2 separate regions of the Homo sapiens genome follow, and region 1 is linked to region 2. A link is an interaction called in ENCODE POLR2A ChIA-PET data of the cell type or tissue named here. Cell type or tissue: MCF 10A. All regions are shown on one strand. Each heading gives the region's core, and the rest is flanking DNA. Links, peaks and the distances in the headings are about the cores only. Region 1 overlaps SCIN (scinderin). Region 2 overlaps DGKB (diacylglycerol kinase beta).

What was found. Peaks named below come from ENCODE experiments on the same cell type or tissue, not always from the same donor. Only the 100,000 strongest peaks of a DNase experiment are listed, where the experiment ranks them.
Region 1: POLR2A ChIA-PET joins it to region 2 with 5 read pairs; 2 of 35 experiments call an interaction of 5 or more read pairs at or near these places.

What each region holds. Positions count from the first base shown.
Region 1 is chr7:12,654,085-12,666,752 of GRCh38, reverse strand. SCIN (scinderin) reads right to left here. Exons shown (of 16, transcript NM_001112706.3): 16 at 6,571-12,668. Among named protein-coding and RNA genes, the nearest start is that of ARL4A, 27 kb to the left of the region's middle. RefSeq lists an enhancer at 5,829-6,378. In MCF 10A, for the core only: no CTCF peak of the experiment used is centred there; a DNase peak (open chromatin) is centred at 6,142.
Region 2 is chr7:14,558,673-14,571,340 of GRCh38, reverse strand. All of the region lies in intron 20 of DGKB (diacylglycerol kinase beta), which reads left to right. Among named protein-coding and RNA genes, the nearest start is that of DGKB, 340 kb to the left of the region's middle. In MCF 10A, for the core only: no CTCF peak of the experiment used is centred there; no DNase peak of the experiment used is centred there.

The DNA.
Region 1 (12,668 bases), core at 3,193-8,192, 1.9 Mb after region 2:
ACAGCAATAAAGTAAATATTATTAAATTACAAGATTTGCAGTCCTCCCCCTCCCCCTACCTTCTAAGGAGGCAAGCAGCCTTTGCCAGCTGAGCAAGCTTCTGATTGTTGTTTTGTCCTTGATCATGTCGAAGGGTAGAATTGAGCTGAAAGCTGAGGATTAAACTCTGATTTTTTTTAATCTTGCCCAAATTCCTATCTAAGGGGTCTGGGGAGTCATGCCCTCAGACGGGTTTTATTTTACCCTATATACCATGATTTACTTTCCAGCCTGACTCTGGCATAACATTACGAGACAAAGAAGAAAATCAAAATATTTTACCCCAAAACATGTTTCTTTGCCATATTTTGAAATGGCACTGCAAAGCTGTTCTTTATGGGGGAAAATTTGTGTCTGTAAAGAATCTCTATTAACATAGCTAGATCTTTTTCTTCCAGACCCTCCCAATCCTAAAGAGATTAATATCTGAATAGGAAACATTTGTCATCTATTGTCTCTAAGGGCAGCCACTTCAGAAGAACTTTGGTCTCCACGATCTTTATCTTAACTTGAACATTCCCTTTCTATCAATTCCAGGTCTTTAGACAAACTCAACCAATTGTCAACCAGAAAAGATTTAAATTCACCGATAGCCAGGAAGCCCCGCCGCTTTGAGTTGTTCCACCTTACTGGACCAAACCAATGTATTTCTTAAATGTATTTGATTGATGTCTCATGCCTCTCTAAAAATGTATACAACTAAGCTGCTCTGGGACCACCTTGGGCACATGTTCTCAGGACTTCTCGAGGGCTGTGTCACGGGCCATCATCACTCATATTTGGCTCAGAATAAATCTCTTCATATATTTTAAAGAGTTTAACTCTTTTCATCGACAAAGCCTAGGATAATGAGGTTGGGATATGAATGAAGAAAAACGTTAGAAAAATGAGCAGCTTCAGGAAAGAACAGAAGATCTGGGGGAAGGCTTGCTCTGGGTTATAGCCCCATGGGCAATTTACCAAAGAGTAAAAGATGAGGCCCAAACATGACAATATCTCTGCTCTGACGTTTTGATTTTGTTAATTTTCATTTGATATCAATGAGTGAAGCCAGCATGAGCATCAAATACCCATATGCAACAATCTACATAACTGAAAACTCCAAGGCCACATGTGGTGTGTCATGCATGTCCGTGTGAAGAAGACCACCAAACAGGATTTGTGGGAGCAACAAGGCTGTTTATTTCACCTGGGTGCAGGCAGCCTGAGTCTGAAAAGAGAGTCAGCAAAGGGTGATGGGATTATCATCAGTTCTTATAGGTTTTGGGATAGGCGGTGGAGTTAGGAGCAATGTTTTGCAGGCAGGGAGTGGATCTCACAAAGTACATTCTCAAGGGTGGGAAGAATTACAAAGAACCTTCCTAAGAGTGGGGGAGATTACAAAGAAACTTCTTAAGGGTGGGGGAGATTACAAAGTACATTGACCAGTTAGTATGGGGCAGAAACACATCACAATGGTGGAATGTCATCAGTTAAGGCTATTTTCACTTCTTTTGTGGATCTTCAATTGCTTCAGGCCATCTGGATGTATATGTGCAGGTCACAGGGGATATGATGGCTTAGCTTGGGCTCAAAGGCCTGACATTCTTGTCTTCTTATATTAATAAGAAAAGCAAAACAAAATAGTGGTGAAGTGTTGAAGCAGCGAAAATTTTGGGGGGATTGGTATGGAGAGATAATGGGTGACGTTTCTCAGGGCTGCTTCAAGGGGCGGTGTGGGAACCCAGAGTGGGAGAGATTAGGCTGAAGGAACATTTTGTGGTAAGGGGTGATATTGTGGGGTTGTTAGAAGGAGCACTTGTTGTATAGAATGATTGGTGATGGCCTGGATGTGGTTTTGTATGACTTGAGAAACTAAATGAAAGACACAAGGTCCGAATAAAAGAGGAGAAAAATAGGTATTAAAGGACTAAGAGTTGGTAGTACCCAGGATGTCCAATTAGTGTCCAAGTGGATTCAACGTTATTGTTTGCTTGGTTGGTGAAATTTTGGGCTCTATCCTTGAGTTTTTTTATGTTGTCATATACCAGGGCAGATTGATTTAGGTAAAAACAACACTCTTCATTTAAAAATATAGAGTCCTCCTTTTTCAGCAGTGAGTAAATTGAGGCCTCGGCAATTTTGGAGGAAAGAGAAATGCAAAGCCAGCAACTGTTTGTTAAAGAAGGATTAGAAACGGCTAGGAGAGAGAATGAGATTGATAGTGTGGTGGAGACAGCTGGGGAGAGATAGAGGGTGGCATAAGAATGGGAACGAGAATAAGAGTGAGTATAAAAGTAAAGAGTAGGGCTTCATCAGGGCGAAAGTATTGGAGTGTGCCCTGTCAGCAAAGATCATCTATCCACTCTAAGAGGGAGTCAAGAGTGGCGGATGGTGGATAGATTTTCACAATGGAAAGGAAATGAGAGGTTTTAAGAGGCAGGCTAATGGCTTGTAACCTACATGGAAGAGGTTATGAAATGATGACAGAATAGAATGGGCCTGTGAGGCTGGAAGGAGATTTTATTTATTTATTTTTTTTTTTGGTCTAAGAACCATCTGCCTTGAGTGGAGAGGGATTGATAGGTGGAAACTTCATTTGGAGAGTAAATAGGAGTGACCAATGAGAAGGAGAAAAACTGGCCATGCCATGAGGGACAGAAATTGGAAAGCTAGCTGCTTCTTTAGCTACCTTATCAGCATAAACGTTGCCCTGAGCCATGTGACCTGATGCCTTTTGATGGCCCTTGCAGTGAACGACTCCAGCTTCCTTTGGAAGTAAAGCGGTTTTAAGAAGAGTTTTTATTAAAGAGGCATTAATGGTGGAGGACTCTTGCATAGCGAGGAAATTTGTCTTTGCCCATATAACAACATGGTGGTGCAGGATATGGAAGGCATATTTAGAGTCAGTATAAATATTGATGCGTAGTCCTTTTGCAAGAGAGAGGGCTTGAGTTAAGGCAACGTATTTGGCTTGCTGAGAGGTAGTGGAGGGGGGCAGAGTGGTAGCCTCAATGATAGATGTGGAAGATACTATAGCACAGCCTGCCTTTGCTGGTGTGTGGTGATTAGGCCTGGTGGAACTGCCATCAATAAACCAAGTGTGATCAGGGTGAGGAACAGGAAAGAAGGAAATACAGGGAAATGGAGTGAATGTCAGGTGGATCAGAGAGAGACAGTCATGGGGATGGGGGCAAGCCTAAAACAGTAAGGTTAAGTTGTTTGGACAAAAAGGCTGCAGAGCATGGTCTGGCTGTTGTGAAAGAATTTTGACTGCACAGCCCTGCACTTTAGCTGTGTGCAATGAAAAAGGTTTGGAATGAGTTAGGGAGATCTAGTGAGGGAGCACTCTCTAAAGCTGTCTTCAAGGAACAGAAAGAGGAATGGGGAAAGGATTTAGGATATATGGGATCAGCTAGGTTTCCTTTTGTGAATTTATATAATGGTTTTATTAGGTTGGCAAAACCAAGTATCTAAAGATGAAAGTATCCAACCATGCCCAGGAATGAAAGGAGCTGTTTTGTAGAAGGGGTTGGGGTTTGAGAGATCAGTCGGACATGATCGGCAAGGAAGGCGTGTGTGTTTTTATGAAGAACTACGCTGAGGTAGGTAACGGATGGAGAAGAAATTTGAGCTTTGGAGGCTGATACCTGATATCCCTTGGAGAATAAATGTTGAAGGAGGAGGAGGGTGTCTTGTTGAGAAGATTCAAAGGAGGGGCTACAAAATAGAAGGTCATGCATATATTGAATAAGGTGAGAAGTGGAGGGGTGGAAAGAAAGTCAATCATGAGAAAGAGCTTGGCTGAAGTAATGAGGGCTGTCCCTGAAGCCTTGTGGCAGTACAGCCCAGGTAAGCTGCTGGGACTGATGGGTGTCAGGGTCAGTCCAGGTAAAAGCAAAGAGAGGCTGGGATGAGGGGTATAGGGGAATAGTGAAAAAGCATCTTTAAGATCAAGAACGGAATAGTGAGTTGTGAAGGAAGGTATTGAGGACAAAAGAGTGTACAGGTTGGGCACCACAGGGTGGATAGGCAAAACAACTCTGGTTGATAAAGTGCAGATCTTGAACTAACCTGTAAGACTTGTCTGAATGTTTTTGGACAGGTAAAATTGGGAATTGTAAGGAGAGTTTATAGGCTTTAAAAAGCCATGCTGTAACAGGTGAGTGATAATGGGCTTTAATCTTTTTAAAGTGTGGCAGAGTAAGGGTGATTAGGTTTTAATGGGATGGTAAGGGGTGCATGATCGGTCTCCAAGGAGGGAGGAGAGGTGTCCTATACTTGCGGATTAAGGTGTGGAGATACAAGGAGAGGATGCAAAAGAGGCTTTGAACTGGGGAAAAGGGTGGTAATGAGGTGTGGCTGTAGCCCAGGAATAGTCAGGGAAGCAGATAATTTGGTTAAAGTGGCTTGACCTAATAAGGGAGCTGGGCAGGTGGGGATAACTAAAAAAGAGTGCATAAAAGAATGTTGTCCAAGTTGGCACCAGAGTTGGGGAGTTTTAAGAGGTTTAGATGCCTGGCCATCAATACCCACAACAGTTATTGGGGCAAGGGAAACACGCCCTTGAAAAGAAGGTAATGTGGAGTGGGTAGCCTCCGTATTGATTAACAAGGAGACGGACTTACCCTCCACAGTAAGAGTTATCCAAAGCATCTGTGATGGTCCTGTAGGCTTCCGAGGCGATCGGGCAGTGTCAGTCTTCAGCCACTAAGCCGAGAAGATCTGGGAAGGAGTCAGTCACAGAGCTTTGGCCCAGAGTTCCAGGGCCTCTGGGAGTGGCTGCCAGGTCGGACAGTCTGATTTCCAGTGGGGTCCCGCACAGATGGGACACGACTTAGGAGGAATCCCGGGCTGCGGGAATTCCTTGGCCCAGTGGCCAGATTTCTGGCACTTGAAGCAAGCTCCTGGGGAAGGAGGTCCTGGAGGAACCCCTGGCAGCTGTGGATCAGGCATTTGGAGTTCTTGTGTGCTGGAATGTGGCTGGGGTTTATCTCACAGTGGAGGCAAGGAATTGCAACTCAGAAATACATTTCTACTTGGCTGCCTCTACCTTGAAGGCGAGGTTAATTAAGTCCTGTTGTGGGGTTTGAGGGCTAGAATCTAATTTCTGGAGCTTTTTTTAAAGTCAGGAGTGGGTTGGGTAATAAAATGTATATTAAGACATATGGCCCCTATGGGTCTAGGGTGGTAGAGCGTCTAAGGGTTGTTGCCAAATGGGCCACGGACTGGCTGGGTTTTTAAATTTGATGAAAAAGAGCCTAAATTCTAACTGATTTGGGAGAGGTCAGATAAAGAAAAAGGAGCATTAACCTTGACTATGCCTTTAGCTCCAGCCACCTTTTTAAGAGGAAATTGTTGGCAGGTGGGGGAGGTCTAGTCGTGGAAAGAGACTGTAAGCTGGACAGGGTGTGAGGAGGGGAGGTGATAAAAGGATTATAGGGTGGGGGATCAGAGGCTGAGGAAGAATTGGGACCTGGCTCAGCCTGGCCAGGAGCAGCCTGGGGAGGAGGGGAGAGGTCAGATGAGTCCGTAGAAAAGGAGGATTCAAAGGACTCAGAACTTGGGGGTGGAGACTGAAGGAACAGACAGGAGAGAAAGAAGAAAGATTTGGGATGAGTCGCATTGGGAGCAGAGACTAGGGAGGGACTGATGTGTAAAAGAATGCCTGGACATCAGGCATCTCAGACCATTTGCCCATTTTTTTGACAAAAATCATCTAGGTCTTGTAAAATGGAGAAATCAAAAGTGCTGTTTTCTGGCTACTTGGAACTATTGTCGAGTTTGTATTGGGGCCAAGCGGTATTGCAGAAGAAAATAAGGCATTTAGGTTTTAGGTCAGGTGTGAGTCGAAGGGGTTTTACGTTTTTAAGAACACAGGCTAAGGGAGAAGATGGGGGAATGGAGGGTGGAAACTTGCCCATAGTGAAGGAGGTAAGTTTAAAGAGAAAGGTAGAGACATGGAGAAGGGGGGTGGGGAGCAGCCCTGGGCTGCAATGTGGGTGAGCAGCCAAAGCAGGCGTCCTCGCAATTGACTTTCCACCAACGGAATGTGGGTGAATGACCAAAACAGGCATCCCTGCGGTGATCAGACACCAATAGAGTGTGGGTGAATGACCAAAACAGGCACCCCTGCGGTGATCAGACACCAATGGAATGTGGGTGAATCATCAGGCAGGCATCCCCACCAGGATTAAACACCAAGGGAAGACTGTCTTCCCGAGTCTGTGACTGGCGCCAGAGTTTTGGGTCCACGGATAAAATGTGTCTCCTTTGTCTCTGCTAGAGAGGAAAAAGAACTGGAATTAGAGGGACAGGGGGATTGAAGGGTAGTGAGAGAGGCTGGAGGAGAGAGTGAAAAGACTGCTTACCCAATTTGAAATTGGTGAGATGTTCCTTGGGCTGGTTGGTCTGAGGACCTGAGGTCGTAGGTGGATCTTTTCACGGAGTGAGGGTGAGGACAGGGGACTGGTCTCCTGAAGGAGTCCCTCTGACCCGGGTCTTAGGCACCAAATGTCACACGTGTCCATGTAAAGAGACCACCAAACAGGCTTTGGGTTAGCAACAAGGCTGTTTATTTCACCTGGGTGCAGGCGGGCTGAGTCCGAAAAGAGAGTCAGCAAAGGGTGGTGGGATTATCATTAGTTCTTATAGGTTTTGGGATAGGCGGTGGAGTCAGGAGCAATGTTTTGCTGGCAGGGGGTGGATCTCACAAAGTACATTCTCAAGGGTGGGAAGAATTACAAAGAACCTTCTTAAGGGTGGGGGAGATTACAAAGTACACTGATCAGTTAGGATGGGGCAGAAACACATCACAATGGTGGAATGTCATCAGTTAAGGTAATTTTCACTTCTTTTGTAGATCTTCAATTGCTTCAGGCCATCTGGATGTATATGTGCAGGTCACAGGGGATATGATGGCTTAGCTTGGGCTCAGAGGCCTGACATGGTGTACTCTGTGTAAAGTGGGGAGCTAGTTATTTTGCATAGGGCAGTCCATGGTCAGGATTTGCCACTGTGCCATTTTAGCCAGCCACTGTGGCTCTTTCAAGACACTAAATATGGCTCAGACTAGGGACAGTGATTTGCACTGTTTACCTGTGATATCTGTCTCTGGGTTAAATATGGTATATAAGTTATGTACGCCATTTTCTTCCCCTGGATGACCATGGATATACTTATCCTGCAACTTATTTCCTTCATTAATATAAAGCCATCATGGTGGCTTTAGATATCCATGCCAAAATGGCACATGTTTGGAAGACTCTTTATCCCAACTTCAGGCATCACCAGTTAAGGGAATCTCCTGCTTTCATGGACAAATCTAGCTACCTGATTTCTGGCTTCTGGTTTTTGAAGGTGCTGTTCAAATACAGCCAAGTCTGTATTTACCTGTCTATTGTTTACCAGCTCATAGAGACATAGATTAAGTCCATAGACAAATGGGTGGTAAATGGTGCTTTTAAAAAACATAAATAGGGCTGGGTGCGGTGGCTCATGCCTGTAATCCCAGCACTTTGGAAGGCAGAGGAGGGTGGATCACAAGTTCAGGAGTTCAAGACCAGCCTGGCCAACATGGCAAAACTCCGTCTCTACTTAAAAATACAAAAAATTAGTCAGGTGTGGTGGCGGGTGCCTGTAATCCCAGCTACTCAGGAGGCTGAGGCAGGAGAATCGCTTGAACACGGGAGGCAGAGGTTGCAGTGAGCAGAGATCATGCCACTGTCCTCCAGCCTGGGTGACAGTGCAAGACTCCATCTCAAAACAAAACAAAACAAAAACAAACAACAACAACAAAAAACATAAATAGTGGTGTCATTGCCTACTTTCACCCCTCTGAATTTGTATGCTGAAAAATACAATAGCCATTCAAAACACTATACATTCTACAGTAATTACAATTTCTACTCGTAATATTCCATGAGTTGCCCAACTTTACTGATAAACTCTAATGCTATCTGTATCTAAAATAAATGATAGGATGTATATTAATACCTTGAGGACTCCTTCCCACAGCAGAGGGTGCAGCCCCAAGCTAGAGAGGAAAATCATACAAGAGAGTCTTGGCATCACCTTTCTGTACAACCAGGTTCCCCAAGCACCTGGCTCCTTCAAAATAATGGAGATAATCAAACAACATCAGTTGCCTCCCTTTCTTGTTTCATTGTATCCTCTGAACTCTGCCATAAACTCCATTATGCATGCCAAAACTCTAAAATGTGGAACAACATTGTTTCTCAGAAGGCATTGTGTTACTGAAGAATCCAGGCTCAGGTTCGTTGGAAAGGGAATGCATTAGGAGAGATTTTCACCTACATAGCATCTTTGGTGTGTCAATACTCCAGTGAAACCCTGCCCACATTCACCTCTTCCTTTGACCTTTCTAAGGAGTTAAGGGCCCTGCTCTATCATTCTCACTACTATTCCAGTTAAAGCTCATCAGTTCCCTGGGAGGTGAGATCTGGCAAAATATATTCCATCTAAGGATCACAAGCTAATGACAATGTCAAATAATTAGGAAAACTCAAATTTGCTTATTCTTGTTTACTGTTTACCTAGAAGTTGGCGTTAGAATGATTTGGATAACATCAACATTAGTTTTATTTCATGAATTATTAAAACCTTAGATTGAGTCACAGTGAACTTGCAGGGATATTTTAATTCAGTATTGTTTGCAATCAGCACAGAAATAATGGAAAACAATTTATGATGAGACATTTTTAGTAAAGGTGTCATTTTTATTATAATAACATCAAAAATAATCTCTCTAAATAAGATGGAGTTTGTCATGTTAACTAAATTAAAGCATCAATTTTTTATAGGCAACAGGAAATATGACTACTGAATTCTTATTCCTATAATAGAAGAAAAGTATATTAGAAATTATCATTCCGAAGAAATGGAGACATGATGAAATGCATGCAAATGCCATAGTCAATTATAAACTAGAAATAACATCTTAATAAGGGACTGATGTTGTCAAATAATACTTGGCTGCTTTTCACATCAATATGAAAAAGAGAAAAACAACACAGGCTGCAAAGGCCCAAGGGAAAATAATACCTCTGATTTGTCTTCCACTGATTGCATTATACAAGGAAATTGCTAAACAATATCTTTGTTTTTTTGCCAATGCAAAAAAAAAAAAAAAAAAAAAAAAAATATATATATATATATATATATATATATATATATACACACACATATATAAAACTTAAAAATTCGTGTCCAGATGCGGTGGCTCATGCCTGTAATCCCAGCATATTGGGAGGCCAAGGCAGGTGGATTTCCTGAGTCTAGGAGTTCAAGACCAGCCTGGACAACATGGCAAAACCCCATCTCTACAAAGAATTAGCTGGGCGTGGTGGCACGCACCTAGAGTCCCAGCTCCTGGGGAGACTGAGGTGGGAGGATTGCTTGAACCCAGGAGGCAGAGATTGCAGTGAGCAGAGATCGCTACTGTACTCCAGCCTGGGCAACAGAGTGAGAACCTATCTCAAAAAAAAAAAAAAAAAAAAAAAAATCATATTATATCCTTTAGTACACACATGTATGCATTTTTGTTGGGTACACACCATGGAGTGGGATTTCTGGATTATAGGATATGTGTATGTTCATTTTAGTAGAAAATACAAAAACTGTTCAAACCCATTGTATCAATTTATACTTCCCAAGTAGTGGATGTAAGCTCCAGTTTCACTATATCCTCTCCTGTATTTTTACTTGGCATTACCAAGTAAAATATTTGATTTTAGTCATTTCCTAATGAATATTAAAGTTGAGCCACTTTTTACAGGTTTTTTTTTTCTTCCCCCGAGACGGAGACTCTCATCGTCACGCAGGCTGGAGTACAGTGGCGCGTACTTTCGCTCCAACCTCCGCCTCCCGGGTTCAAGCGATTCTCCTGCCTCAGCCTCCCGAGTAGCTAGGATTACAGGCGCCCGCCACTACGCCCAGCTAATTTTTTGTATTTTTAGTAGAGACGGGGTTTCACTATGTTGGTCAGGCTGGTCTCGGACTCCTGGCCTCGTGATCCAACCGCCTTGGCCTTTCAAAGTGCTGGGATTACAGGCGTCAGCCACTGCGCCCGGCCTTTTTACAGGTTTAATGGCTACTTTTCTAACAGTTTTTGTGAAGTGCATTTATAAGCCAGTTTTTTCTCTGAGTTGTCCGTTTTATCCAAGAGCAAGAACACGGAATGAATGATAATTCTACATATGCGGGGCATTTGTAGGCTTTTAAATTCAAGTTCAGTTCAAATGAATTAGGTTTAAAATAAATGTTTAAAATAAATAAATTAGGTTTAAAATAAATTAGGTTTAAAATAAATAAATTAGGTTTAAAATAAATTAGGTTTAAAAGAAAATAAAATAAGTGTTTTCTTTCAGTTCAAAGTAATTATCTACCTACTTTTTCAGCAGAAGGGCTTGTGTCACTACACAACAGTATAAATTCACAGTATATAGCTTTGGAGAATGATTGGGACAAGAATTGCTTGATGACTGAATAATGAGTTAAGTGGACTGATGTTTTATGTTTATAGTGTGTTCCTAATCATTACTGGAGGCCAAAACATTGTTCAAAATACAATGTGAAGGCCATTCTCTTTACCAGAACTGCTAGAAATAAGTGGTGGGAAATATTATTTGATGAGCTATCTAAGACGAGAAGAGAACACTGAGGATTGTGCTTGAGAAGATACAGAGGATCTAAATGGCTCACCAAGGCTCTCCGGCACCAAGAGGTAAATGCAGGACCTCTGTTTGACTGAGTTGAGTATGAATTTCTTGAATCAGAGAGAAAAGATGAGGCTGACCTCTACTAACAGTAGGCTTCCTGGGTCTTTCTGTTCTTTCTTTCTTCTGATTAAATATTAGATAAATATGCCAATATATTGGTTTGAAGAGACACAAGCATATTAACTTGCTAGGGAACACCTGTATCTCTTTCTCCACATGTACCTAGTCTAATGTGTTTGGTTTTAGATTAGTACATACGTTTGGCAAATATATAATATTTTTTGTGTATGTTTACAAAAGTAATACTGTGCTATGGATCAAAAAGTTTTGACCAGTTTATACATCTATTAACAGTGTATGGGTGAACCTGTAACCCTACATTTTGATGACCACTAACATTTTAATATTTTAACATTTGCTAATCTGGTAGATAGATAAAAGTATGATTATTTTATTGTGAATTTATTTAATTAAGAGTGTCTTAGAACATCTTTTCATTATTTACTGGTCATTTTCATTCTTTTCTGTGAACTTCTATTCATGTCTTTTGGCCATTTTTCCATTGGGTTGTTGACTCATTGATTTGTAAGAGTTTCTTTTCAGTGAAAGGAATTCCTTAAGTAGCTATAACATTAGCTGTATGTATTACATATTAATTTCTAAGTTACTCATCTGTTTTGGGTACTAGATACAGTTGATTTATCATATCTGTGGGTTCTACATCTGCGGATCAAAACTATTTGGGGAAAAACAATAAAATAATACAACAATACAAAAGTAATGCAAATTAAAAAACCAATATAGTATAACAACTGTTTACACAGCGTTTACACTGTATTAGGTATTATAAGTAACGCAGAGATGACTTAGAGTATACAGGAGAATGGTATAGGTTTTATGCAAATACTATGCCGTTTTATATAAGGGACTTGAGCATTCAAGGATGTTGGTATCCATGGGGTTCCTCGAGCCAATCTCCCGCGGATACTGAAGAAAAACCGTATATCATATTTTCATGTAGTGAATGTATCATATTTTTAATTTTATGCTTCATGAGTACATGCATCTTTGCCGTGATGCATTCAGAAATTATGCTTATGTTCTTCTTTTTCCATCCTTTGGGCAGGTTAAAACCCTGCAACAGAACTGAATAATCATTTTAGGCTCTCAGCAACTTTTATTCTGCCTTATCATCTTGCTGCTGATCTCATTTTTGATATTGCCATTCAATAAATATTAACTGAGACCCTACTATATGCCTCGGCCTGTGCTATAAATTGGAGATGAGAAAAACCACTGGCTAAACTAGAGAAACATCGTAAAATACAGTGTACCCTAAGCCACTCACCTTGACCTTTACTAATTTTGTGAAAAAGTACTACTTATTAAATCATTTTATTCTCATCATCCTTCAAAAAATATTCAGCTTGACCCAGAAGATATTTATAAATATTTTTAAAAATTATTTTTCACTCAATTACATTCCTAGAAATGTTAAATGTCTACTTACATCATTTTTGTTGCATGCAGGACTAGCACTATATTTATTAGTACAGGTTACACTGCCATAGCAAGAAAACGCCTTTTTAGGTAAATTTTCCTTTAGGCAAATGTCAGAATTGGGTCACATGGTCATAATCAAGTTGAAGTAAGGCTGAGAAATCTCATGCCTGCCTGGACGGCCACATTATCTGCTAAAATATCAGTGAATTCTATGATTAAAAGAAAATAGAGATATTCAATACTAAGGGACAGCAGCTTCTACCATAGTCCATTTGTGTGGTAAGTCAGTTGTCTCTTTAGTTTTTTCATTCCACATGAAGGATGAGAAAAATTCATGTGGGATGAATTGTTGGACCCTACATTGTTCATCCTTTAGGGCCCAACAATTCTGAGCTTTTGGCTAAGAAT
Region 2 (12,668 bases), core at 4,066-9,065:
TCCATTTCAAATCAAGTCAGTTCCACTGACAATGAATCTACTTGTTTTCTTAGCTTATTCCACTCTGATAGAACTACAGCACCCAGGGAGCTGAAGGCTAATGAAGCAACCCAAATCTGAAATATCACTAATTAGAGAGTTCTTATCTGAGGCTCAGTAGTTTTTCCTAAATAAACATTTCTCATTTTTTTTATATGCTTTGGTCAATTTCCAGTGGTTCTCAACAGAGGAGAATTTTGCCTCTTCCTGGAAGACATTTGGCAATGTCTGCTTGATTGTCATGACTAAAGCAGGGTTTTTTTGCTAACTAGTAGGTAAAGTTAGGAATGCTGCTAAATACGCTTACTGCATGGGACAACACCTCAAATACAAAGTAAAGAATTATACAGCTATACAGCTCAAAATGTCAATAGTGTCGAGGTTGTAAAACCCTTATATTAGGAAACAGAAATACACTTGACCTTTGAACAACACAGGTTTGAACGGCACTGGTCAACTTATCGATTTTTTTTTCAATAAAAGTTATACCCAGTGTAATTTGCCTCCCCTTTTACCTTCTCCACCTATTTTGCCTCTGCCACCTCTGGGAGAGCAAGATCAACCCCTTCTCTTCTTCCTCCCCTTTAACTTACTCAATCTGAAGATGATGAAGATAAAGACCTTTATGATGATCAACTTCCAGTTAATGAATAGTATATATATTTTCTCTTTCTTATAATTTTCTTAACATTTTCTTTTCTTTAGCTGACTTTCTGGTAAGAATACAGTATATAATATGCATAACATACAAAATATATATTAATTGGCTTTATGTTATTGGTAAGGCTTCCAGTCAACAGTAGAGTATTAGTTGTTAAGTTTCTGGGTAGTCAAATGTTATGCTCCAATTTTTTTGTCTGCAAGAGTGGTCAGCACCCCTAACTCCCATGTTGTTCAGGGGTCAATTGTATTTAAATACAAAAAGTCAAGGTGTTTGAAAAAGAGAAATGATACAAAACCAAAAAACTTGAAAAGGAAAGCTATAATAGAAATGAGACAGAAAATGGCAGAGAGTAACAACAACAACAAAAATTCGTAATGTTAGCAAAACTGAAAGCTGCATTATTGAGAAAAGTTAATCAGACCTATTGAAAAATTGACTTTGCAAAAATACTCTATAGAGAATTATAAGTAAACAACATATGGTGAAAAACAAAAAATTTAAAAAAGTAATAAAAATAATGATAAATATATATTTATATATATTCCAATTGAAAAAATATATACCTAATTGAAAATATATTATGACTAGTATGAGATTATAGCAAATTTGCCAAATATAAAATCAACTTAAATATTCACTAGTATATGCTTATATTAGCAATAATCAATGACTTTCCAGAAACAATAACAAAAAAATTGAAAGTATCTAAGAATTAATAAAAAATACACATGACCTATATAAAGAAAATGTTAAAACTCTCTGCAAAGACACACAAGATCAGAATAAATGGAGACATTTTCTATTCTTATATGAGATTTCTTGATATAATATTCAATTAATTTATACATTTAATATATAACTATGCAAGATTGGAGCTGGATTTTATAACAAACTTATTTAAAATATGTATGACAAAATAGCTAAGTCAATTTTAACAATAAGGAGAGAAATAAATTTGTTTTACTAAATTATACATGCTACAATTGAATTGGATAATTATAACAGAATGGTCCTATGAAATAATAGATGAATGAACCAATGAGGAAGTACAGAGACACATATTGGAACTTAGTATAGGGATGGCACAAAAATTCACTGAGGAAATGGCAGATTACTTAGTTGATAATGTTCAAACCTAGCTTCCTAGAAAGAAAAAACTTTTGTTAGAACTCTACCTCATATTATATAAGTACACGCCAGACTTATTAAAGATCTAAATTTAAAAGATGACATTTAGAAACTAATAAAAACTATGTGATAGAATGTTTATGATTTTAAGGCAGATCAGAACTAATTAAACAAATAAGGTGGCTTTGACTGAGTTTTCTTTTAAAGGGTCTTGTTTCCTTTGACTTGGGCCTCCTTTACCTGAGCATAATATGGGGATTAGGGGGATAAAGAGAGGAGGCATTCCTCCCTGAAAGATTTATTCCTGCCCCAGGGACACAAAATCTCAATGCTCAGGGACATAATCAGAGCAATAGATCTTCTACCTTGAATGTCATTCAACAAAGTCATCTACTCAGCAGCTTACATTCCTCTTCCTCAATCAATGAATCTAGAATATAATGAAATAAAATAAATTGTCTCAAATCATTCCTGAATATATAACAAATAGTGGAGTTGAAGGATTTAAAGCATATGGGATGCATCTCAACTTTATGCTATAACAGCATGAAAAAGCTTCAGATGAGCACGTAGTTTGTACTTGAAATTGTCTTTAGGAACCCTTCTGCTGTCTAGTTACAAAGTGATTTCCAAGTTTGATTCTAATCTCAGTATTGTTTTCATTATTTCAACTATCGTCCCTTATTTACTGACAGCTAGCGCTGTACAATATACAAAGAACCTTGCCTCCAATTTTTAGAAAGCCCGAGGTCAGAAATATGTAGCTATATCACCTTCATATTCATTGTTATAGACCCTTTGTATTATTCAGAATGGGTTGACTGCTGGTACAAATTATCCGTGGTCTGACAATGAATAAAAATCAGTTTTTCCTCACGTGACAGGTCAGGATAGGTTAAAAATTGGGGAGAGGCTCTGCTCTATGTTGTCAATCGGTGACCCAGGCTCCTTCCATCTTGACAGATAACCTTCTCTATTCAACAACTGAATGGCTAAAGAAAGTGGATTTTTTTTAGTGGGCCCATACCTGGAAGATGTAGCATCATTTCCACTCATAACTCACTGGCCAGATCTCAATCACTTGCCTGCACATAATTGTAAGAAAGCTGAGGAAATAAATTTTGTCTGCCTAGGTAGAAAGGGAAATTGATCAATAACTAGACACTATGGCAATTCCTTCTTTTTAATGCTTTTCCAATTTAGCCAGAACTATCGGAAATGATCCTGAAATCATAATTAACTCTAAAAATAGATATTCTTCCACAGTGATGGTCCATCAATAAAAGCATATTTATTTAGTACCTTCTATGTACCAGGTACTGTTTGAGGATTAGCAATGAAAATGATAGAAGTCTGTATAGTCACTAAGCTTACATGGCAGTGAGGTGAAAGAAGATTGTCATGAGATGCTAGACAGATGGACATTAGAAGCAAAAGCCAACTACAGATATCTTTAAATATCCCAGGAATAAAACTTTCTACCCCATTAGTTTAATTTCCATAGTTGTTTCTTCATTCACTTGTTTAATTAAACAAAAAAACTAAGCACTTATTTTTTTCAGGCTCTAGGGTTATGGGAGTAAATTAAAGACACAGGTCATCTGGCTGGGTGCTGTGGCTCACGCCTTTAATCCCAGCACTTTGGGAGGCCAAGGAAGGCAGATCACCTGAAGTCAGGAGTTCAAGGCCAGCCTGGTCAACATGGTAAAACCGCACCTCTACTAAAAATACAAAAATTAGCTGGGCATGGAGGCACATGCCTGTAGTCCCAGCTACTTGGGAGGCTGAGGCAGGACAAGTGCTTGAACCTGAGAGGCAGAGGTTGCAGTGAGCCGAGATCGCACCACTGCACTGCAGCCTGCACAACGGAGTGAGACTCCATCTCAATAAAAAAGATATATATATATATATATATCTTTATTTATAATTGGATAATTATATATAATTATCCAATATATAATTATATATAATTATATATAATTATAATATATAAATATATAATTATATAATTATATATAATATATAAATATATATAATATATAAATATATAATTATATATAATATATAATATAATTATATATATAATATATAAATATATAATATATATAATATAATTATATATATAATATATAAATATATAATATATATAATATAATTATATATATAATATATAAATATATAATATATATAATATAATTATATATAATATATAAATATATTATATATATAATATAATTATATATATAATATATAAATATATAATATATATAATATAATTATATATATTATATATAAATATATAATATATATAATATATAAATATATAATTATATATAATATATATAAATATAATTGTATATTATATATATAAACATATAATTATATATTTATATAATATATATAAACATATATATAAATGGATAATTTTTTATATATATATATACAGGTCATCTCATTATTAGAACTTGGAGTTTAATGATGCAAGGAGATATTTTTAAAAAGCAAAAAACCAATGCACAAATACAACATTTTTGAAAATTATGATAAATGCTGTGAAAGAAAACAAAAGCTACCATGAAGGACATCAACCGTAGATCTGAGAGTCAGGAAAGGCTTATATAAAGAGGATGCATTTAAGAAGAGATCTGAAGAATATACATAAGTGAGCTGGACACCAAAGAGATGTCATGAGCATACCAGGCAAGTATAACTGTATGTGAAAGACTTGAGGTAAGAAAGAGCTTAGTGCCTTCAAAGCTCTGCTAGGTCAATGTGCCTGGAGCATGGAGAGGGATAGGGGGAGTGAGTAACATGAAAGGCTGCTGTTAACACAGCTGCCACCATGTCTCGAAGTCTCCTGTAGGACTATGGTGTGATATTTGCCTTTTAAGTGGTAGGTCACTGAATAATTAAATAATTATCATTAGGGAATGAGGTAACCCGATCCATTTGCAGCAGAAATTCTTCTACTAAAGGTGATAGTTGGATATTAATTGAAAAATAAAACAATTGTCATAAAAATGACACAAACAACTTTAAATGTTTTCTTTCTACCTAAAATCTATAAATATAATTGAATTGGCCATCTTCCCTCATAAACCCAGCCAATGTCTTATTTTTGAATGTCAGTCACTGAGATTCTATAAACTCTGCCTTGTGTAAACCACAGTCCATAATAAACCATCTATTATTTTCAGTTTCAGTTTATTTAGAGTAAAAACTCAGAAGACACTTGTGAAGCCATATGAGTAAAATCCTTCTAGATACTTAAAATTGTTTTTAAAAATCTTTTATAATTATTACCCTTACATATAATTATACAGCAAAGTTTCAGCATTACATTTATATTACATCTTCCTAAAGCATTTGATTTAGTTTCTATAAAATGATTCTTTTTAAAATTATACTTTCCAATTATATGTGATTAAATTATATAAGTATAATGGAAAGTAAAACAGGCATAAACAGGTTTGGAAACAACACAAGCGACTCTTGGTCATCATAAACCTCAAAAACTAAAAAGAAAAATGTGCAGATTTGCTAGACAATAGTCTGTTAACAATATTCAGATTCAATATAATTTATGAAGAAAAAATATTAATCTGGCTGCTCACTTAAAGGAAGCTCAGTTTTTAAAAAAATTACTATATTAAAAATCATTCTGGTGGTCACATGGCGAATGACATGGAAGTTTTCAAGAATGGAAGCAAAGAGACCATCCTAGAATATCTTCTAGTAAAATAAGAGACAGATGAGTACACTAAGAGCCATGGATACTGAAAAAAACTGGAAAGACTTAAGAAATATTTTGAAAATAAAATCGACAGTGTCCAGGGGATGGAAGGAAATAAAATATCCTGAGGTTTTAAGTTTAACAACTAGGTGGTCTCATTTACTGAGATGGGCTTAATTATTTATGATTCAGGTTTAGTGGAGGATATAAAGACATGCTCAGTTTGAGGTGCATGTCATAGTGGAAATTTCAGGGCTATGGTTGGATATTTAAGTTGGAAGCTTAGAAGACTATCTCACTTAGGGAGAATTTGGAGTCATTGACATATTTATTTCTATATGGCTTTATGAATCACCTTCCTAAAATTCAGTGGCTTAATATGCTAACCATTTTATTATTCACAAGTCTGTGTGTCAACTGGGTGGTTGTGCCTTTAGTGGAAGATTACCTGGAGCTATTCTATGCTGGTCTCCCTCATATATCTGGCAGTTGGTTCTAGCTGTTAGTAGGCTGATGATGATAATGGGCCATATGACTCCCAGCATCCAACAGGTTAAGCCAGACTTTGTTACATAATGGTGGAAAAATTTTCAGTAGAAAAAGAGGGTAAAGCCCAATGCAAACCTCTTGATGCAAACCTCTGTTTGCATCCAGCTTGCTAATGTGTCATTAGCCAAAGAATATCACATAACTAAGCTTATATTCAAGGAGAGAAGATATAGAATCTACCTCTTGACGGAAGACAGTTACATTGCAAGGGGACATTCAGGAATGGGAGAAAGTTTATCCATTATTTTCCATCTACCTAAACATATACTTAAATCAGTGTGGACTGACGAGATTAATAGGGAGAGCTCAAAAAGAGAAGAAATGGAACTTTAGGATAAAGCCTTGAGGTTTACTAATACCTAGAGTCTACTAGAAGAAGATGGCATGGGAAATGCCCTGGAAAACAATGGCCAATGAAGCAGGAGGAAAACAAAAAGTATATAATGTTCAGGTAAGCAAAAAAGAAAAAAAAAGATTAAGAAAAGAATGGCCGACTAAATAGAAAGCTGCTAAGAAGTCTGGTAAAAACAGGACAAAACTGAAGAAATTGGGCCAGTGAAGATGCATCTATAAAGACTATATAGTAACAGAGATAAGAAATTTTCAAGAGGAATTTTTAAATTCCATTTAATATTAAAATACAAATAACCAGAGTGATATCAGCAACATGGCAGACTAGGAAGACCTACATCTTCTTCCCCTGACAAACATATAGCTTCAGAAATCTTTTACAGACTAATTCCCTTTGTGAGAAATCTGAAAATCTTTGAAATGCTACTGTACCCTGGGATAATGCAAAACCAGACTCATTTAAGTTGGTAGGGAGAATTGGGTTACCCTCTCACTGAAGACCAGGCCCAGGCACAGCATCACATGATCAGTAAGAAAACCCTCAACCCCCAGCTTTACTTAGAGGAAGGAAGAGGTTAGTTTGAATGTCCAGCACTTCCACTTTTCCAAGGTATCTCCCTGGAAGACTAGTTTCTGTCTTTCCAGGTGGAACACTAATGGCTTCAGCAAAACCAGCCACCTAGGGGAGAATACAGGCAGTGGCTTAACTAATGGATACCATTGATCCTTCCCCTTGCTCAGCACAGAGCAAGCAGACAAAAATTTTCAGCTCTCAGCTTCTGCCTGCTTAAATAAAAAGTAGCTCCATGAGTTCATCACACAAATTTCTCCAGGGCTGCCCAAAGAGCTAGCATTTGTCTTACCAGTCTTGAAACTCTGATGGGTCTAACACAGAGCTGCCTTTAGGAGAACAGAAATGGTGGCTTGTGCTAGCAGAAACCATAGCTTTTTCATTCCCCTGGCTGAGCACAGAGTGAGCAGGAAAACTACAGCAGCTTGCTTTTCTCTGAGGAAGGAAAACTTGGTGAAGACCCCAGAATATTTCACCTGGCTAGTTGTTGGGGGTCTTTTCCATACAAGGCTAGTCTGTGAAGACAGGGAGAGGTGAATGTTTTGTCTAATGTGCAGATTACATAAACATAGAGAATCAAGAAAAATGAAAAAGTAGACAAGGATATTCCCAACAGTGGACCAATTAAACCACCAAGAACCAACTTAAAAAAAAAAAAAAAACAGAGTTGTATGATTTATCTGACAGATAATTTAAAATAACTCTTATAAAGATACTCATTGAGGTCAAGAAAATAACGCATAAACAAAGTGAGAATTTCAACAAAAAGATAGAAAATATTAAAAGGTACCAAATAGAAATCATGGAATGGAAGAAAACAATAATTGAACTAAAAAATTCACTCAATTCTGTCAACTCATTAACAGACAAAATGGCACTTACCACTTTGAAGATTTCAAGAATTTTAGAAGTTTTTTGTCAAGAAACAGGGAAAACCAAATATATATTTCATTACAAGAGTTAATCTCCAAAGTATAAGTAATTTCCACAAGTAAATAGTAAAAAAATGAATAACCTAGTGAATTACTCTGTTCTCATGCCGCTAATAAAGACAGACCCAAGACTACGTAATTTATAAAGAAAAATAGGTTTAGTGGACTCACAGTTTCACATGGCTGGGGAGGCCTCCCAATCATGGCAGAAGGCAGAAGAGGAACAAAGGCGTGCCTTACATGGTGGCAGGCAAGAGAGCGTGTACAGCAGAATTCCCCTTCATAAAACCATCAGCTCTCCTGACACTTATTCACTATCACAAGAACAGCATGGGAAAGACCTGCCCCTGTGATTCAGTTACCTCTCACTGGGTCCCTCCCACAACACATGGCCATTATTACAATTTAAGGTGAGATTTGGGTGGGGACACAGCCAAACCATATCTTCCCACTATTGGTCCCTCCCAAATCTCCTATCCTCACATTTCAAAACACAATCATGCCTTTTCAACAGTCCCCCAAAGTATTAACCCATTTCAGCATTAACTCAAAAGTCCATAGTCCAAAGTCTAATCTAAAACAAGGCAAGTCCCTTCTGCCTATGAGCCTGTAAAATCAAAGGCAAGTTAATTGCTTCCTAGATACAATGGGGGTACAGACATTGGGTAAATACACTCATTCCAAATGGGAGAAATCGTCCAAAACAAAAGGGAAGTCCAAAATCAAATAGGGCAGTCATTAAACCTTCGAGTTCCAAAATGATCTCCTTTTACTCCATGTCTCACATCCAGGTCACACTGATGCAAAAGATAGGCTTCCATGGCCTTGGACAGCTCCACCTCTGTGTCTTTGCAGGGTACATCTTCCCTCCTGGCTGCTTTCACAGGCTGGCATTGAGTGTCTGCAACTTTTCCAGTGCAAGGTGCAAGCTGCCAGTGGATCTGCCATTCTGGGGTGTGGAGGATGGTGGCCCTCTTCTCACAGCTCCACTAGGCAGTGTCCCAGTGGGGACTCTGTGTAGGGGCTCCAACCCCACATTTCCCTTATGCACTTCTGCATGCTAGCAGAGGTTCTACATGAGGTCCCCACCCCTGTAGCAAACTTCTTCCTGGATATCCAGATGTTTCCATACATCCTCTGAAATCTAGGTGGAGGTTTCCAAACCTCAATTCTTGACTTCTATGTACCTGCAGGCTCAACACCATGTGGAAGCTGCCAAGGCTTAGAGCTTGCTGCCAAGGCTTGGGGCTTGCACCCTCTGGAACCACATTCTGAGCTGTACCTTGGTCCCTTTTAACCACAGCTGGAGTAGCTGAGACATGGGGTACCAAGTCTATAGGCTGCACACATGAGGGGGGCCCTGGGCCCAGCCCATAAAACCATTTTTTCCTCCAAGGCCCCCAGGCCTGTGATGAGGGGGGCTGCCACAATGTCTCTCGCATGCTCTGGAGACAGTTTCCCCATTTCTTGGTGAATAACATTGGGCTCCTTGTTACTTATGCAGATTTCTGCAGCAGGCTTGAATTTCTCCCCCGAAAATGGATTTTTATTTTCTATTGCATTGTCAGGCTGCAAATTTTCCAAACTTTTATGCTCTGCTTCCTCTTGAATGCTTTGCCACTTAGAAATTTCTTTCCTCAGATATCCTAAATCATCTCTCTCAAGTTCAAAGCCCCACAGATCTCTAGGGCAGGGGCAAAATGCCACCAATCTCTTTGTATAGCAAGAGTTACCATTGCTCCAGTTCCCAAGTTTCTCATCTCCATCTGAGACTACCTCAGCCTGGATCTTATTGTCCATATCACTATCTTCTGAGCCCTCCAAGTCTCTAGGAAGTTCCAAACTTTGCAACATTTTTCTGTCTTTTTCTGAGCCCTCCAAACTGTTCCATCTTCTGCCTGTCACTCTATTCCAAAGTCACGTCTCCATTTTGGGGTATCTTTAAAACAGCACGCCACTCTTGGTACCAATTTACTGTATTCATCTGTTTCCATGATGCTAATAAAGACATACCTGAGACTGTGTAATTTATAAAGAAAAATAGGGTTAATAAACTCACAGATTCACATGGCTGGAGAGGCCTCACTATCATGGCAGAAAGAAAAGGAGGAACAAAGCCACATCTTACATGGTGTCAGGCAAGAGAGTGTGTGCAGGGGAACTCTCCATTATACAACCATCAGCTTTCCTGAGACTTATTCACTATCATGAGAAGAGGACGGGAAAGACCTGCTCCCATAATTCAGTTACCTTCCACTGGGTCCCTCCAATGACATGTGGGGATTATTAAAATTCAAGGTGAGATTTGGATGGGGACACAGCCATACCGTATCACCTAGCTACAAAATGGGTAGAAAATTGAACAAACTTTTCTCCAAAGAAGACATTCAAATAATGAACCAGTATATATTTCTAAATGCTCAATATTATTAATCATCAGGGAAATTCACATCAAAAGCACAACGAGATATCATCTCATACCTGCTAGAATGGCTATTGTCAGAAACAACAGGTGATTGTGAAGATTTGGAGAAATTGGGACTCCTGCATAATGTTGGGATGCAAAATGGTATAGCCACTATGCAATACAATGTGGAGGTTTCTCAAAAAATGAAAAATAGAACTGTTGTATAATTCAGCAATTCCACTCCTGACTATCTAAAAGGATTGAAATCAGGATCTTGAAGAGAGATGTTCACACTGTCATGTATATTGCAGCACACTTTGCTATAGCCAAGATATAGAAGCAATATAACTGCTCAACCACAGATGAATGGATAAAGAAGATGTGGTCTATACATACAACTGAATGTTATTCAGTTTTTTAAAAAAGAAAGTTTTGCAATATGCAACTAAAAGGATGAACCTTGAGGACATTATCCTAGATGAAATAAACCCACCACAGAAAGACAACTACTTCATAATTGCATTTATATGAGGTATATAAAATGGTCAAATTCATAAAACTGAAGAGTGGAATTGTGGCTACCAGGGCTAGGAAGAGGGGGAAATGGAAAATTATTAATCAACGGACATAAATAAAGTTTCAGTAAAGCTAGAGGGATAAACTCTAGTGATATGTTGTAAAACATTGTACCTATACTCAACAATAATGTATTTTATACTTTGTTAAGAAGGTAGATCTCATGTTAAGTCCTAAGTTCTGATGTTGTGTTCTTACAACAATAAAAAAAGAGAGGAGAAAGTAAAAAAGAAAAAGAGGAGAAAGACTAAATATAAATATTTCACTACATCACAAGGGTTAATCGCCAAAATATGTAATTAGCACAATTAAACAGTAAAAAAAAAATCTAATAACCTAGTTACAAAATGGGCAGAAGATTGAATAAATGTTTCTCCACACTTAAATGAAAGAAAAAGAGAGGAAGGCAAAAAGGAAGGGAGGGAGAAAGGGAGGGAAGAAGAGAGGAAGAGAGGAAGGGAGGAAGGAAGGAAGGAGAAACAAAAGAAAAGAGAAGAGAAAAGAAAAGTAAAAAAAAGAAAAGAAAAGAAAAAAGAAATAATTTGAAGATGCTTAAGTTAGAAATAGCCCAGTGCCCAGAGGGGCCAAGTGACATCCTGGAGTTTCACTAAATAGCTGCTATCACAACTCTGTTCACAAATGTTTGAGATCCAAGGCTTTGACATCTCAGTGACTTTAGTATTGTGATTAGGCAACTGCTAAATATTTTATTTTCAATGCATCAAGTTTTTGAAATAATTTAATAAATTCATGATGTAACAAAAAATTCAATTGACAATAGTAGTTGAGTTTTCTAAAAATAAATTGTATAGTATAAACCCCATTACCTCTAAGGGGCATATGCTGTAGGTAATAGAAGGTTGCATAAGATTATTGCTTTTACCCCAGAACTAAGGCCCAACCTGAATGCATACTAAAGAGACTGCCTGTATTTTAGGTCAGCTACCTTTACAGAGGGTTTTTTGAGGGATTTCAGTTCAGAATGAGCAGACCATTACCCTCTACGCTGTGCCCCCTTCCTCCAAAATGATGTAGGAGGACTGCAGAGCAAAAAGTAACTGGGACTTTAGAGACATAACATGATATAGTGCATAGGGAGAGATTCTTCAATAAACTTGGTATATGTAATTGATAAAACTGCAAGGAAAAATAATTGATTTTATAGGTTATTCTAGCCTAAAGTACTACAGAAATTTAGAGATAGAAAAAGTCTATATGCTAAGAAAATTGATGTAATTACAGAGTATTTCTACATTTTTGAAAAAAGTCACCATTATGTTGGACATGGTGTTAGGTCATGTTGGTCACAGGGAACACATCCTAGCACATTTCACACACACCTGTGGGCTTTCCCAGGGGAATATTTGGAGGCTTCTAAGAAAATAGGGACATGCAGGTGATCTGCTTTGTTCAATTGCTTCAACTCTCCTGATTCAAATGGATGCTGGAGACCAGGGGCAGCTGGGAGCTAGTATGTTTTGGCTTTGTTAGAGCCTTAGCTGAGGTACTTCAGGCAGGGATTTCTCCCCAAGTGGGTTGAGTAAGCAAATGGAGTCCTAGGTGTAAGGACTGGAAAGCAGCAGATCTGAGGCACACAAGAGCCAAACATACTGAACCTACAGGAGTGTTCTGGTCTCCAACAGCCATAAAATTGCTGAGCAGGTGAGTAGAGTTTCTCACTTAGACATCTGGATACAGCCTCTTGGTTTTTCTTAGCG